Linked DNA regions of Homo sapiens: region 1 is linked to region 2. The links are chromatin contacts, found by Hi-C or POLR2A ChIA-PET in ENCODE. All regions are on one chromosome and are shown on one strand. The core of a region is the stretch at or near the end of the contact, and the rest is flanking DNA. Distances in the headings are between cores, read along the strand shown. Region 1 has its middle 110 kb from the start of AP1S3. Region 2 overlaps ACSL3 (acyl-CoA synthetase long chain family member 3).

Region 1 (6,080 bases), core at 2,649-5,148, 810 kb before region 2:
TCAAGCCTGAGCTGGAGACGTTGTCTCAAAAAGAAAAAAAAAATTTTTTTTGCAAAAATGAGGTCTTGCTATGTTGACCAGGCTGGTCTTGAACTCCTAGCCTCAAGCAATCCTCTCATCTCACCTCTCAAATTGCTGGAACTACAGGAATGAGCCACCATGCCTGGCCCAGGATAGAGAACTTAAATAGCTAAAAGGGAATCCTGATGTATCACAGAGGCATTGACAGCATAAAGCAGTTGTCACTTTTAGGACACAAAGGCAAGATGTTGGGATTATTGGAAACTAGAAACTTGGAGCAGGAACCTTCCAGGGGTGGCCTCGGCCTCTGAGGAGTTTCAGGACTAAGACGAGGGCCCTAAAGAATTGCCATTCAGACCTCTGAGAAGAGAAGAAGGAGAGAAAGCACAGTGGGAAGTACGTTGGACAGATGGTGGGGCCAGAAAATGAAAGTTCATTCAAGGCGGTAGGAAGATCAGCTTATACACACTATGTTGCAAAGTTTAGTTGACTTGATTTATTTCAGGAATGGGATAAGGAAGTAAATACACAAGAGGAAAAGACATTCAAGAAAATTGAAGATATATTTCATGCAGATAACTCTCACTTTTCTTATTTTACTTTAAAACCACTGTTGACAGAGATGAAAAACCTACCGAAAACAAACAGCTAGTCCATGGAAATATGTTTGCTGGTTCCTGGAGTTGAGAGGCAGCAACACTTGGGCCCAAGATAACAGCGGGAAGTGCAGAGAAACTTCTGAGCCAGACTGAACTTAGTTCAAATCTTAGCTTTATCACAAGCTGTGATATTACTCAAGTTATTTAACTTCTCTGTACCTCAGTTTTTGTAATTGGGATTATTATTACTACCATCACAAGTTGAGTTCCACAGAACTAAAATCGAAGTGCCAGCATGCCTCCAACACTTACCCCATGCTTCATCTGGGGATTTACTGCACCCAAATTATAATCCCCTGTATTATAATAACCAAGAACAATCTGTCTATTTCTGATCCACAATAATTATTTATAACACCGCCTTTTTTCCCCCAGTAGATGCCTGGAGTTTGAATCTGTTTAGCATGAACTCCTAGAAATCCCTCACTTTCTTGGTGTACACCCGAATTTGGGAGACTCCGGGTTGAATATCAGAAAGACTTAAAAGGCTATCAGACAAACGCTTGATTGAAATTTTCCCCAGGATTAAAACAGGCAGAGTCTCAGTATGAGTGATAATAATAACAGTACAGGGATGTCCCCTTAAAGACAATGGGGAAAGACAAGGAGATTTGAAATAGATGAAAATGTGGAACTCAGAAGATGTAGGTTCATATAAACTTTTTTTTTTTTTTTGAGATGAAGTCTCGCTCTGTCACCCAGCCTAGAGTGCAGTGGCACAATCTTGGCTCACTGCAACCTCCGCCTCCCAGGTTCAAGGAATTCTCCTGCCTCAGCCTCCCGAGTAGCTGGGACTACAGGCGCCTGCCACCACGCCCGGCTAATTTTTTATTTGTAGTAGAGACGGGGTTTCACCATCTTGGCCAGGCTGGTCTCGAACTCCTGACCTTGTGATCCACCCACCTCGGCCTCCCAAAGTGCTGGGATTACAGGCGTGAGCCACCGTGCCCGGCCGGTTCATATAAACTTTAGAAAGGGAGTCAGAGAATAAGAATTTATCAGCTTACTCTAAGCATTTCCCAAAGGACTGGGATTCCAATTCCAAGTGAGCAAAGATTTATCCTTCTAGAGAAGGAAAGGGCCATTCATTTGCTTTCCATAGCTTATTGGAAAATATCTCTGTGTAACTCGTATCCAGCAGTCATCAGGCATCTTCTCATTCTAATTTGCTTTCCTTAGCCGACTTGCATGCTAGAAGGAAGTGCCCTCTGCTGGTGTAAGAGTTCATAGGCCAAGTCCTTCTCGCATTCTAATTTGGTACCTTATAATTGGTTTCCTGTTACTGAACAGTCCTGTGTGAGTTTGGGTGATAATATTACACTGAGGCCTGAATTGGGGCAGGACCAGCATCAAACTAATTAGGGCCAGCATTCCACATCAATAGCATATATGTGGCTATGTTTGGGGGTTCCAAAAGTCCTTGTAATCTCAAATTATCTTTGCTGCTCATCTGCTATAACGTCTGAAATGCTACCATTAAATTTATCCCATTAGACTATAGTTCCAAGAATTACCAAAATGTAAGTTCATTTCAACCTAATAAACTCTTACTGGGTAAACCTTTAGTTTAGGGCATTGCGATGGGTACTCGGAGTTAAAAACCAAAAGCAAAAATTAAGATGGTGATTAAGTAAGTTTATCTATCACCCTCAACAGCTGCAAAACAAATTGTACGATGCAATGAAAAGTTAATATATCCAAAAATGCCCAAAAGAGGGATAAGGACTCTTATGCAATAAAAATTCAAAGAACTGAGTGATTAGTAGGTGCTGGAGTAGCCAGACATATGACTTGCATCAGGACTTCAGAGGTAAATAGCCCATTTGTGGTGGTCGTAAACAATTTAGGTTTCGCTGGTGAATTAGCTATCCAGGCTCCTTGAAAAGAGAAAGATTTAGAATGAATTCGATGACACTGCTCAGGGGCTTACTAAATTAGAGAATAGCTTACATGGGAGACCCCAGGACAAATACCTGGGGGCTGAATTGTGTGACAACCAAAAAGTTTCCAAGGACAAATTTGAAATTTGACTATTTGCACAGGGATGTCAGAGCTTTGTTGGATGATGGTACCCCGTGGGTGCCCTGACATACCTGAAGCTCTGTTTGAATAACGAACACAGTGAACAGTGAAATGGCCCTTTGCATAATCTGGGAAAGTCCTTGGAAATCCTGATGTGAAAGGCAGACTGGAAAAGGTCATTGTTGAGATTTTCCCTCCCCTCCCCTCCCCTCCCCTCCCCTCCCCTCCCCCCTCCCTCTCTCTCCCTCTCTCTCTTTCTCTCTCTCTCCCTTCCTTTCTCTTTCTCTCTTTCTTTCTTTCCTTTTCTGAGGCACAGTGTCACTATGTTGCCCAAGCCAGTCTCAAACTCCTGGGCTCAAATAATTCTCCCGCCTCGGCCTCCCAAAGTGCTGGGACTGCAGGCATGAGCCACCACGCTCAGCCACTGTTGAGATGTTGTAAGCAAATTGTTATGGAATGCAACCCCAAATTCATATATTGAAACCCTAACCTCCACTGTGATGGTAGTTGGAGGTGGGACCGCTGGCGGGTAGTGAGTTGATCATGAGGATGGAGCCCCCAGGATGGGATTAGTGTTTTTTATAAAAAGAGATTAGTGTGCTCTCCTTCCTCCCAACCCCTTCTCTGTCAAGTGAGGATACAACAAAAAGATAGCCACTTGCCAACCAGAAAGAGGGCTTTCACCAGACACGAAATCTGTCAGCAACTTGATCTCAGACTTGCCAGGCTGCAGAATGATGAGAAATAAATGTTTGTTGTTGAAGCCACCCAGTCTATGGTATTCATTATAGCAGCTCAAACAGACTAAGATGCAAATCAATATAAAACACTCTGTGAAAAAAAAGAAATGCTTTCAATATTTTCCAGTGAAAAAGAACTCATAATAAGGATTTGACATTGTTTGACAGGAAGGAAGGCTTCTGTTTCTAGTTTTTTAGTTAACTTGACAGTGAAGTTCAAGTTTGACAGTTTAAACTTTCTTTGGTTTGAAATCATCATTGCCAGGTGGGGGAAGAGGAAGCAGGACCCACACAGGACTCAGGAGGGCATTTAGGTCATTCTACCCAGGCCATTGCCATTCTCTTCCTACTCCTCTGAAAGAAAGGGAGGCTTTGACGTCAGGCGTGGGTGAGTCATCTTTCCTCCCAGGGCCTCCGGCTGGAATTTGCAGGCTGTCTTTGCAGCAGCTATTCTGTTAGTCATTCACAAAAAAGCATCCTGGAAAAGCTGAAGGGAAATGCTTGGATGGACAAGTGATTAAATTTCTATTTTCATGGCAGAGAACCTGCTGGCTTGCTCACAAAAGCAGCTGCATCCAGTACCAGGCACCCCAAGGGCACCCGGTAAATACTTGTGGATTCATTGACGAAAAGATCTGCTGGGTTCTCTTAAATCTTGGTGTTGAAACTGAATTTTCAGATACGATTATGTGACTGGTAGATAAGGTTTTGTGCCTATTTACTTCTCCATGCTCAAATGTCAAATCAAATTTATTGGGTTTACATAAAGAGGTTAGTAACATTGCTGGCCCTACTATCATGAACATTGTGAAAGGAAAATGAATAAGGCCCTTTCTGAAGCTTTATCTGCAGGGGTACATGTGTGGGATTCAATGGAAGGAAAGTTGAACTGTGAGCTAAGAATGATTGTCTCTTTTGCTCCAGGAAGCCCTCAGCAATCATTTGATCTTTTTTGAGAATCTGTTAGGGAAAAGAATAAAAATATCTCCTTACCTGCCAGAAATGCAGGGAAACAAGAATGAAGCAAAAGGAAGAGTATGAGTCCTACATCCTTCCAGCCTGAGACAGGATGTATCCTTATTGCTTTGCCTGCAGTGAACTGACAGGGAATCTGAGATGCACAGAGGCATGGTGAATTAGCCAGAGAAGTCTAGCAACTGCAGCCTGAGCCCTCTTCCCTTTTCCGTCTCTTAGGCGATCTCCACAGCTTTATACACGATCTACGTCCATGACTCTTAATTAGATTTCTATCTCTAGTCCTTCTCCTTCTTCACATATATAACTTTGTGCTTTACACTTTTATGTGAAGTTCTGGTAGGTATTTCAAACTTCACATTCGAACTCAAACTCATGACTTTCACCTCAAGCATGCTCCTCCCTTGTCTCCCTTAGGAGGGACTACCGTTTACAGTTATCTAAGCCAAAAAGTCTAGGCGTCATCCTTGAATCCTCTGTTCTTTTCATCCCCCATGAGATACAATTTGGTATTAAGACAAATTCTTTCTCTGTTTCTTTCTCTCTATTTCCACTGTGAATACCCTAGAATAAACCATGCTCCTTTCTCACTGGGTGGACAGCAGTCACTCTAGTCTCTCTTATTTTACTCTTGACTTCTATTGATATAGGAGTTAAGAAGAAATTACTTAGGCAGATAGTGAGGGTACTGGAGTCCTCGATAAGATTTTCCTTTTTAATGAAAAGCAGCCCCAAATCATTTTCTAACAAACAACAGCTTGTAAAATCAAGCTGCAGACATAGACAAGCAAGCTGGAAGATTGCAGGGATGAATCCCAGTAGAAAAGCACTATCTGGGACTAGGCATGTTCAAAATGGCAGCTTCATCTTCCCTTCCCTTTGCCAGCCACGTGTACAGTAAGGAGCAGACAAGATGGCACCAGCCAAGTTGAAAGCCCATTTGCATAATAAGATAGGCAGGATGGGGGTGGTGACCAGCCTTCTCCGCATGCCATGTAAACATCACACCTGATCGAACCAATCTGTGAGCCCTATGTAAATCAGACACTGCCTTCTCAAGCCTGCCTATAAAATCCAGTGAACTCTGCTGCCGACCAGTCTTTTCTCTCCGCAGCACTTCTCTCTCACTGGAGAGAGAACTGTTCTCCTTTCTCTTTCTTCTGCCTATTAAGCCTCTGCTCCTAAACTCCTCATGTGTGTCTGTGTCCTAAATTTTCCTGGCATGGCAGGACAAACCCCGGGTATTTACCACAGACAACAAAACCGCTTCACTATGATGTATGCATGCTGCAAAGGAAGGTTCGTATAAAATTCTTCTTAAAAAATTATTCAGGCAGCCGGGCGCGGTGGCTCACGCCTGTAATCCCAGCACTTTGGGAGGCCGAGGCGGGCGGATCACGAGGTCAGGAGATCCAGACCATCCTGGCTAACATGGTGAAACCCCGTCTCTACTAAAAATACAAAAAAATTAGCCGGGCGTGGTGGTGGGCGCCTGTAGTCCCAGCAAGCTACTCGGGAGGGTGAGGCAGGAGAATGGCGGGAACCCGGGAGGCGTAGCTTGCAGTGAGCCGAGATGGCGCCACTGCACTCCAGGCTGGGTGACAGAGCGAGACTCCATCTAAAAAAAAAAAAAAAAAAATTATTCAGGCAATTTATTAAATAT
Region 2 (5,567 bases), core at 712-3,211:
ACACACACACACACACACACACGTACACACACACCTTCCACCCTTCCTTCTCTCTACTTACAGGTGGTAATCTTGTCTCCTACTGAAAACCTCTTTAAGCACTAGGACTTGTTTTACTTTCACTATTTAGAAATATTTCAAAATTACACACATTCCTGTCTTCTTCAGTAAAGTACACCTGGCTTCATTTAACCATTCTCTCTGCAACTGAAGATCACTATGAAAAAATTATTCTGAGGGGAGCCACAGAGTAAAAATATTCAAGAGATCTGGATAGTTGTAATAATCATGATAATGATAATGAGGGTAACTAACCTTTATTAGTGCTTACTACATGCTAAGGACACGGCAAGTGTTAACTTATTAAACTCTTACCATACCTGTAAAAAACTGTTACTATTATTATCCCTATTTTACACATGAGAATATGGAGATGTAGAGTAAATATAACTTGTTCAAAATCATGTAACTAATAAGTAATGGGACTAGAATATGAACCCAGGCAAACTCATTCCAGAGATTAAGCATAAAATCACAATGCTTCAACTGCACTGTAGAAAGAAGTCCGGGTCTTATTAAGCAGGTGAGTAAGGTGGCCTGATTAACAATTGTGAAAAATCATTTTTATGCTGTGTGTGAGTGAATTACAGTTGGGGGCAAGTGTGGAAGCAAGGAGGCCTGCTAAAAAAAAGGCGGGGGGAGGCTGTAAGGGATGTAAATCAGACACCCCTGATTTTTTGGCTTCAACAATTTGGTATGCAGCAGTGCCTTTAATAAATAGGATGAAAGGAGAGGGACAGTTTGGAAGGGGAAACTAAGAGAAGAGTAATATAATAACCAACCCACAAATCCCAGCCAAGAGACTGACCATAATTTGTTACATATAGCATGATGCAAATGTCCTAATAAATCAGAAAATAAGTTTTATACACATACACAAACAGGGTAAAAAAATGTGACTAAGAAATAACACAAAAGACGGCATTAAGAAAGAGGAAAAGAAAGCTAAGTCAACTTACAAGGACATAAATGAGTGTTTCTATTATCTTTTTGGATCAATTTAGAAGGAATGTCATAGTGAAGTCTTCTCTAAGCACCATATTACATAATCCCTCATTCTCTTCTTATTTTTATAAAATATCTAAGAAAAAATCAAGTGTTTCTGATGGCTCACAAAGTATATGAGCCAGCTTGTACTCTTTTCTGTTTCTATTTTTAGTCTTTGCAGCTTTGTTCTATTTCAGGTATACATGTATTTTAAGGTTGTCCTGAAATCATTTCACTGTTCATTTCAAGACGACGTTAGTGCAATGCATTTACTGCTGGGAACACTGGAATCAGGTGATGCTGACACAGGTTCCAGCTCTTAACTCTGCTACAGTTTTATAAAACCATATGAAACTTAAAAGGACCCTGAAAAGGCCTGCCAAGCAACCAAGTGCCTTTTGTTTTTCTGTCCCCCAAGGAAGAATCTGGTCGTAGTGAAGCTGGTGGCTACTCTACCTTGGACACAACGAGAGCAGGGTCATCGCCACTGCCTTTTTTCATCCACTCATCCTCCCCTCAGGACCTCAAAATAGACTGTTGGGATAAGATGGAAACAAAGCTTCAAAGTTCATTAATTTGAAATAAGGCTTGTGCATCTTTCCTTCAACCATATCAGATACAACATTCTGGGGTTAATCCCCAAAAGTCTTACTCAAAAAATATTTTAAATATTGCTACAACATTCGTTTTCTTTTCCAGTTGAAGATTATCTTCAAATATGGAAACTATTTAATGAAGACACACTTCACTGAGCTTGATCAGCTAGCAGGCACTAATAGCAGAAAGTACACAGCTTAACCCACCAGTTGTGAAAGTTCCCCTTTTCAACACCCTAGGCAGATGCTGCTACTGATGCAATGCAATGGGTGTAACAAGAAACCAAGAGAGGGGAAAACGAAAAAGGCCTAGCATGTTTAACATGCAGCTGAGATACCCACTCTGCAGTCTGCAGATCACTGCCACAGCTGCAACACAGAATGAACAGAAACTAAAGCCTCAGCTAACCAGCGACACTGCACACTTTCTTCTTGAGTATGGCCAAGAGAAACTACTTGTTTCATTTATTATATGCAAAATCTAAAAATTAATTCTACTTTCCCAATGAACCTAAAGAAAACTATAACATGTTCCCAAGACACAGTCTAGACACAGCCTTCTGAACAAAGTTTGATGAACCACAAATGCCAATTTCATAGCAAATGCTAGTAGGCAGATCTTCTGACATATAGAAATTCAAAACCTCCTTTTACTAACTAAATAAAACTTCACAGTAATGAACTATAGACAGAAAAAGTTGCTAAAAAACAGTCTGTCTCACCTAACTTTTATGAGTTCAAATACTTCATACTTTGTTGAATAATCATTGAATACAAAGGCACTATGGTTAAGATAAGCAGGAAAGAGCCACATACACTTACACACGCACATTTAGGAAACAACTATCATAGCTCTAGGATTTTATTTTGTCCAGTTATACTGATACACGAATTAGGAAGAAATTTCATATTCACCACATAAGCTTTTCTTCTTTTTACACAATTGAGAACTAGTTTGCTGCTGTACATACCGAATGACGACTGAAAGACAATACTAGCCACATTAAAATGAATAAAATATGTGTGGGATACCGGAGAAAAACGAAGCTTCCTGAAACATAAGACTTCTGTATATATGCTTAGACTAAAAGAGAATCCAACCTTTGAATTCAAATAGCATATCAAAGACAAAAAAATGAATCTATAAGCAGATAGAAAAGTAGAAAACTTTTGCACATAAAAATGTACTGTTTTCAGTACCTTCTCATAACTACCCGATTTCTCAAAAACAGACTCAAGAACAGAGTGCCATAAAAAGCTGTGCTGGTTGGGCGCTGTGGCTCATGCCTGTAATCCCAGCACTTTGGGAGGCCGAGGTGGGCGGATCACCTGAGGCTGGGAGTTCGAGACCAGCCTGACCAACATGGAGAAACCTTGTCTCTACTAAAAACACAAAATTAGCCGGACGTGGTGGCGCATGCCTGTAATCCCAACTACTCGGGAGGCTGAGCCAGGACAATCACTTGAACCCAGAAGGCGGACGTTGCGGTGAGCTGAGACGGCACCATTGCACTCCAGCCTGGGCAACAAGAGTGAAACTCCATCTCAAAAAAAAAAAAAAAAAAAAAGGCAGTGCCAGATATGTAAATATGACAAAAGCAAACTTCATTATGATAAAATGTTTTGGAAATTACAATCCATAGGCTGGAAAAGAAAAATCAAACATGCTTAACTCATGATTTCAATTTCTAGAAATGTGCTATTAACTTCAGCGAGATCTTAAATAGAAAAAAATTCAGTTTTTTCTAAGTCTGCAAAAGAAATAGGGAATATGTCTTAAAAATAAGGTGACCACATAACTATCCAAACTAGGGCACTTTTGAGACTGTAAGGGGGCACTATTAATGTCACAGCAACAAGTATAAATCAGGATGGTTTCAGATAAAACAAGATACACAACTACTCTATTTAAACGTGAGGAAATTTACATATTCTGTTGTCAAGTTAAAATGTTTTTAGTTTCTAGGAATTACTGACATCAACTTGCTTGGCATCTCCTTCATGTTTTGAGGAAAATGATGTATGAAATTTGTTTAAGTGGCAAAATTAATGGGCCATATATAGAGGAGGTTAAGCAACATCCCTCTGGCCCTCCAGTAAAAGAGGAGCTCTGAGTTTTTCATTCCATAGTTGCAGTTATTTGGACTCTCCTTCAAGAGTTGACGGTTTCCTTGTAACTGACAGGAAAAAAAGCCAGTTGGGGATCAAAGTAGCTGGAAATGGTTAAAAGATATTAAACCTATTACCTAACCAAATTATCAACCAACTACACATCACTTCACTGTACCCCCTCTAAAAAATACTTTATCTTCAATTTTTAACTTACTAGAGTTTCAAGAACTGCTCATAAGGAAGTCACATATCCAAGTTCATAAACGGCATTCTCACGCCATTTCTATACTACCAGTGAAACACACTATTCCACGATCTAATTTTCCTCATTGAATTTTCTACTATAATTTTCCTCATTGAATTCTCAAGATAATAGTAATCTAATAATAAAAGCTAGAGCATTTACATTAAGTGCCACAAATTGTTCTAAGCACATTGCAGATATATACACACACACTCAATCCTCACAAGCATGAAAGCTGTGATCAGTGAAGAATGGAGGGTATGAGTTCTGGAGCCAGAAGGCCTGGATTCCAGTCCCAGCTTCCCTAGCTGTAGTGTCCCTGGGGTAGGTTACCTCAACTATCTGTGCCTCAGTGCTGTCATCTGTAAAGTGAAAATAATAACAACTAACTCATAGGGTAACTGTGAGTCTTAAGATGATATATGTAAAGCTCTTAGAACAGCTTGGCTCTTGAGTGTCAGTAATGATCATTATCTTCATATTACAGAAAAAGAAACTGAGGCGAATTAGTTAACCTACTTTTCCAGGGTCAGAAAGCCAGTTAAGTGGCAAAGCCAAGATTCAGACCTATAGTCTGGGTCTGGAGTCCAGGCTCTTAATCGCTGTTACACTGCCTCTGAGAACATCTTGCCCGTTGTTTCAAATCAACAATGGCAGGTTTCTCCATATTTCTGAAAAGAAATGTTTTAAGAACCATGCAACTGCCACAGCCAAAGTACAAAGACATGAAGCACTCACTGCAACCCACATCTAAGCCACATTTAACACAGCAGGTCCCACCCCAAAACCTGGAGCCATTTCCAGCACCCAGCTGCTCTAGAGACAGGGAGTATGGTTTCATACTCAAAACTGCCCTAGACATTCCAAACCCTGGTAGACACTGGGGAAGAGCTCCACACCACTGGGTTGCGATGTCCTTCTGAAAACTCAGAACATATCAGTGCTGGTAAGTACAGGAAGAAATTAGAAGGTAGTCTAGCCCCCTTCCTACACTGCTTCTCCTTCAACAGCGAATTCTAATGGAGGCAGGCTGTGCTTGCCCTTTACTTCATTTCTAACAGGATATTTTATTCGAAAGAATTCAAAGGCAATGAAAGATCATCTTACCTTTTTAAAAATTTTTCCATTTGGTTGTACTTCATCTTCCTCATTTAAAACTTCACGTGTTCCCAAGAGTCTTTTGTTCTTAAATTTGTTTTTTGCATATGTAAAAACTTTATCTAAAGTATCACATCCAGGGTATAATACTGAAGCCAAACCATCCAAACTATTAACAGATCTGTATGCAGAATCAGGTTTTGAATTTACAGGCTTTGCTTTAATTCGGTTTGATTTTTCTTGTCTTGACTCGGAGAAAAAATAAAACGGAATGTATGTTAAAATAGTATAAAGTGATATTAGAAAATGTATAAAATATAAAAGAATAGGGTTGATGGTATGTTTTAGCTTCATGGTAGATGGTTTTGAAGACACGTGGTTATTCATAAGTACTCAAAAAGTAGAATTAACAGACTTCAGCGAGAATCTAGGAGGAAGAAAAAGAAAGGCGTTAGTTCAAAATCATTTTA

The links. A loop is a pair of places that touch in the nucleus more often than their neighbours do. ChIA-PET counts read pairs that join two places held with the same protein, here RNA polymerase II (POLR2A). Pooled maps may share reads with other maps.
Region 1: a loop to region 2 is called in a pooled map, with 4 times the contacts of the local background. The contact joins two enhancer-like sites. A Hi-C loop is called at or near these places in 1 of 37 single-sample maps with no recorded cell type and 2 of 50 pooled maps. POLR2A ChIA-PET finds 5 or more read pairs at or near these places in 1 of 52 experiments (activated T-cell).

Annotation. Positions count from the first base shown.
Region 1 is chr2:223,723,494-223,729,573 of GRCh38, reverse strand. No RefSeq gene overlaps it. Among named protein-coding and RNA genes, the nearest start is that of AP1S3, 110 kb to the left of the region's middle. RefSeq lists enhancers at 2,717-3,384, 3,080-4,279. Within about 2 kb of position 3,898, at least 25 of the 41 ENCODE cell types and tissues checked have a DNase peak (open chromatin) inside an H3K27ac peak, as active enhancers do.
Region 2 is chr2:222,908,690-222,914,256 of GRCh38, reverse strand. ACSL3 (acyl-CoA synthetase long chain family member 3) reads right to left here. Exons shown (of 17, transcript NM_004457.5): 4 at 5,107-5,524. The coding sequence starts at 5,484. Among named protein-coding and RNA genes, the nearest start is that of ACSL3-AS1, 8.1 kb to the left of the region's middle. Within about 2 kb of position 1,961, at least 6 of the 41 ENCODE cell types and tissues checked have a DNase peak (open chromatin) inside an H3K27ac peak, as active enhancers do.